Regions from separate parts of the Homo sapiens genome. Here region 2 is linked to region 1. Evidence: chromatin loops called from intact Hi-C (ENCODE). Cell type or tissue: testis. All regions are shown on one strand.

Region 1 (2,500 bases):
GGCATTTACAATAATGACCTCATTGGTGGATCAGCAAGAGCTTTGTGGCCCTGGAACCAAAGCAGGCCTTGGGCTTCTCTTGCCTCTCTTCAGTTGCCCTAGTCTTCCTGGTACTTCTCTCTTTCCCTTTTAGCATTATCTTCAATATTCCCTTCCACGGGGTTTCCTCTACCCACCCATTTTTCTAAGCCTTTTCCTTCCAAAAGCAGCTTTTATTAATGGTCTACATAACTGGTTGTCTTCTATTATTGAAAAAGTAAATAAGCCACAGACTAAACTGACCAAGAAGCACAAAACTACCCAAGTAGTTAAAATGTGAAGCGGGAGAAGGCTTGAATCAGTGATGTTTAGTATGTTTACACACACATTTTACTGATGCTACCAGGGAAATGTTCTGTCCAAACTAGAATGGCCTAGCTGTATTTCCCCCTAATTGGCCAAGTTTGCTCACTCACCACTGCAGTTGATTGGTATGTATGGTAAGTATAGAGCAATATGACCCTCACTCTGGTAGCTTTCTGTAGAGCACAATTCTTGATTTAATATAAAAATACCATTCATAGGCCAGGCGTGGTGGCTCACGCCTATAATCCCAACACTTTGGGAGGCCCAGGTGGGCGGATCACCTGAGGTCGGGAGTTTGAGACCAGCCTGACCAACATGGAGAAACCCCGTCTCTACTAAAAATACAAAAATTAGCTGGGCGTGGTAGCGCGTGCCTGTAATCCCAGCTACTAGGGAGGCTGAGGCGGGAGAATCGCTTGAACCCGGGAGGCGGAGGTTGCAGTGAGCTGAGATCGCGCCATTGCACTCCAGCCTGGGCAACAAGAGCAAAACTCCATCTCAAAAAAAAAAAAAAAAAAAAAAAAAAAAGCATTCACAGTAGGGACTAATCCAGCAAGGCAAGAGTCCCTGGCTTAACACTTTTAGGATATTAAAGAAAACCACCCACAAAAAATATTTCGTTGTCCCTGAAACATTTTTCTATATTTAAATGGTAGTGCAAACATTTTTTTCTAAGATGTTATATTTAAAGTTCCCAATGGCACACATAACTCTTTATGGAGAGTGTTGCAATTTTAAAGATTGGTTATCGTTTTTACATTTTTTTAACATACTGGTTAATACTGGGCCAATTATTAAACCTATGTGATCATGAGTTGAGATCTGAACCTTGAGCTCAATCCTTTTATCTTTTCTGGAACTGGCTTATGTTTCAAAGAATCAGCAGAAAAGAAAACCATAGATGACAAACCACCTAAAACGCCTAAGCACACTTAACTTTAAACAATAAAGTATTTTTTTTCTTTTTTTTTTTCTTTTTTTTTGAGACGGAGTCTCGCACTGTCGCCCAGGCTAGAGTGCAGTGGCGCGATCTCGGCTCACCGCAAGCTCCGCCTCCCGGGTTCACGCCATTCTCCTGCCTCAGCCTCCCGAATAGCTGGGACTACAGGCGCCTGCCACCGCTCCCGGCTAATTTTTTTTGTATTTTTAGAAGAGACGGGGTTTCACCGTGTTAGCCAGGATGGTCTCGATCTCCTGACCTCGTGATCCGCCGGCCTCGGCCTCCCAAAGTGCTGGGATTGCAGGCTTGAACCACCGCGCCTGGCTAAAAGTATTTTTTTTCAATTAGTTCTTTGTGGGAGAAGGTTTTTCACTTTTGTAAAATCTAGAATTTTCAGCTTTATTAAGATCCACTTATTTTCCGTTAAAAAAATTCCATTATTACAGGATTCTTTGAAAACCTTACATCTCCCTCAATCCTGGGTAAAGAAATACTGCTGTATTTATTTTGCAGTGATTGAATTATTCAAATCTGGCCAAATAAAAAGAAACTGACTTAGTTTTCAACTTTGAGTTCTCCAATCTTTAATAATTATTTTTATCCCGTTAAGACTGTGACGTCATCATGGCTATACCTACCTAGAGGTTTAATTCTAGATTCAGGTTCTGGGTTCAGATCCTAGCTTTTCCACTTCCTACCATTCTGTGCCTGTTACCTTGACAGTTAAACTGGGGAGATGAAAAGTGTAGACCTCATAGACTTGAGGTGTAGATCAGTGAGTTAATCCATGTAGGATACTTAAGCCAGGGCCTGACGGACTATAAGGCTTCAGTAATTGTTAGCTAGGGCCACTGTTCTGAATTGGCTGATAGCCTTTTTCATCCAGTAATGCCAGATGAAATGATTGGTTTATACATGATAGGTGTTCCTAGGGGAAATGCAGAGCCTACCTAGGATCACCCACACTCAAGTCAGTCATTGATATTTTGGCATTTTATACCCAAGAGCTGAAATTGGCTTCAGCCCCCGCCTTTTGGCATATATGTAAATCAATCTTTCCTTCCCAACTCTGTTTTACTTTTGGCCCCACCTGTTTCTGAGAATGTCATCAGGTGAGGGGCAGCCATCAATATAGTCTCTTCCACCTTGCAAATGACCACTTACCCAGCTTAATTAATAGCTTAGCTTTTGACAAATAGTAAAATGCCATAACTA
Region 2 (2,500 bases), 96 kb after region 1:
TAAGGAAAGGACACGAGGTGAAAAAAAAGGTTTCAAGAATGAAATGCCATGTCAACAACATGAATATGGTGAGCAGGGGAGGAGGTATCCAAGGAGGAGGCTGGAAAGTCATCAAGGGTAGAGGAAACCTAAAAGGTCCTGAGATCTTAAAGCCCAAGGTGAGAGAGAACAACAAGAAGCAGTTAATATCACAAAGTCAAGTGAGATAAAGCCTGAAACCATGACATTCTCAAGTTAAAAACCACTTTCAGCAGGCAATTTGGCAGAGTCCAATCTATAGCAGAGGAATCAGCAGCAGTAGAGAGAGTATAAAGCTAGGATAAAATAATAAATGTGTCTGCGAAATAGATTTGGGAGATAACAAAGTAGAATTAGTGTTTGGGGACTTTCAAAGTACATTTTTAACAAATTAAACTCATTTGTGCACATGGTTTAGATGACACAGAAGGACTGCTATTAAAAAGTAACCATCTTCTACATAGAGGTAAATACTGACAAAGACTCTCTCCCTTAACCTAAGTGTAGTCAGGTTCCTCTAAACTCATCTCAGCCAGGCCCGATTTTTGGGCTTCTATATTCATTTCTGCTTATTCCAGTTTTAGCAAGAATCTTATTGGGTCAGTTTAGTGAAAATCCCCCACCATTGATATCTGACCAAATTTCTCATTCCCCACCCTGGATACCTTATCACCTTGGCCTGGCTTCAGCAATAATCCTATCAAGTAGGTTTAGCCAGAGTGCTCCTTATCCTTGATGTTTTCTCTTAGTAAATTTCCATCAACTCACCCCACCCTGCTCCTTGGCTATACATTCCAATTTTTCCTTGTATTTGGAGTTGAGCCAGATCTCTCTCCTCTATCACTGTGGTCCTGAATAAAGACTGCCTTACTGTCTTTCACAATTGTCATGAATAGTTTTTTCTTTAACAACATTGATCATTGTTTCCCTGCCAAATGTTGTATCTCTAAATATGCTCATACAAATTCTTGCTTTATCAACTTTAGATAATACAGCTGGGGCTCAGAAAGTGATACTCCAAGGACTGGCACGTTGACATGTTCAGAGGCCTTAGAAGCTGCCTCAGAATCTGGATACCACTATTGGTCCTCCCCCTCGAGGGCAGGGGTACACCATCTGGAAATTTAAATGACCAACAAAGTTTCTTCTTAAAAGAAACAATTACCTTCCATCTTCTCCCTGACATCTCATTATCTCAGGAAAAAAGACAACTGCACCTGGGAGAACTTTTTCACAAGATAATGCCTGTCTCTTGGGCTCATTCAGTTTCTAAAGAGAATCATTTACAAGTTAATTTTTATCTGCTAGGTCCATTCATTCTCTGTACAATCATTTGCTGCCCCTCAAAAGAATTGTCTGCCTTCCCCATGATGCCTCTCCCCCATGAGAAAGGATATATAAGCTTCTGGACCTCATTAGGTTATTGGGTAATTATTCTCCTGGGATTCTTCTATAATATACACATTAAAATAAAATTTTGTATACCTTTTCTCCTATTAATCTGCCTTTTGTCAGTTGATTTTTCAACAAACTTTCAGAGGGCGAAGGGGAAGTTTTCCTTTGCCCTACAATACCTAGTGGCTTTCTGCTTTCTTTTTTTTCCCCATCAAGTTCTGGGGTACATGTGCATGATGTACAGGTTTGTTACATAGGTAAACATGTGCCATGGTTGTTTGCTGCACAGATCAACCCATCACCTAGGTATTAAGCCCAGTACCCAATAGCTATTCTTTCTGATGCTCTTCCTTCCCCAACTCCCCATCCCCTGCAGGCCCCAGTGTGTGTTGTTCCCCACCATGTGGCCATGAATCAACCCAAATGTCCATCAGTGATGTCCATCAATGACTGGCTTTCTGCTTTCATAGAGGATTTGACTCATTCACACCTATGCCTATCTCCTCTTTTCCTCCCAATATCATCATTACCCTGTTCTATTTTTGGTTGCCTTTGAAACTTTGAATAATGTACTTAAAGTTCAATTTCTTATCTCAAATATGGCTGGGGTCCTTTGTCTCAATGTTATGAGGTTGGGACATCAACACAAGTATTCTCTATTTCTGTGGTCACCATTCCCAACTCCCTGCTTCTGTCATGTGTACTTTCACATTGACTAGATTTATAGCATTTATACTCTAACCACAATTTAGTCATTCTGGCTTTGTCTTCAGGTTGATTCTAAAAGCTAAACGTCAGTAGTATTCCTATTGCTATGACTTGGCTTAGTACCAAATTGAGTATTAATGTGTTATTTCCTGGAGTATCAAAGAAGATAGAACACTTCCCTTCTGGAGCTTTCTGTCCACCTGTTGCAATCTGAACTGATTGCCTCTGTACAGCTGTCATTCAGAGACTGCTTTTCATTGCTCTCCTAAAATGTACCATCTATTTCCTAAAGTGACCATTTCTCCTCTTCCTCGTCCTCCTTACCCTTGGTTACCCCCTCATTTTGCCATAGCCTATCTTCCAGAAATTTATCCAAAAG

What was found. Hi-C counts contacts between places; a loop is a spot of excess contacts. Peaks named below come from ENCODE experiments on the same cell type or tissue, not always from the same donor. Only the 100,000 strongest peaks of a DNase experiment are listed, where the experiment ranks them.
Region 2: a loop joins it to region 1, with 4 times the contacts of the local background. A loop is called at or near these places in 1 of 110 quality-filtered maps.

Annotation. Positions count from the first base shown.
Region 1 is chrX:30,683,822-30,686,321 of GRCh38, forward strand. All of the region lies in intron 4 of GK (glycerol kinase), which reads left to right. Among named protein-coding and RNA genes, the nearest start is that of GK, 32 kb to the left of the region's middle. In testis, no CTCF peak of the experiment used is centred here; no DNase peak of the experiment used is centred here.
Region 2 is chrX:30,780,054-30,782,553 of GRCh38, forward strand. No RefSeq gene overlaps it. Among named protein-coding and RNA genes, the nearest start is that of TAB3-AS1, 53 kb to the right of the region's middle. In testis, no CTCF peak of the experiment used is centred here; a DNase peak (open chromatin) is centred at 1,088.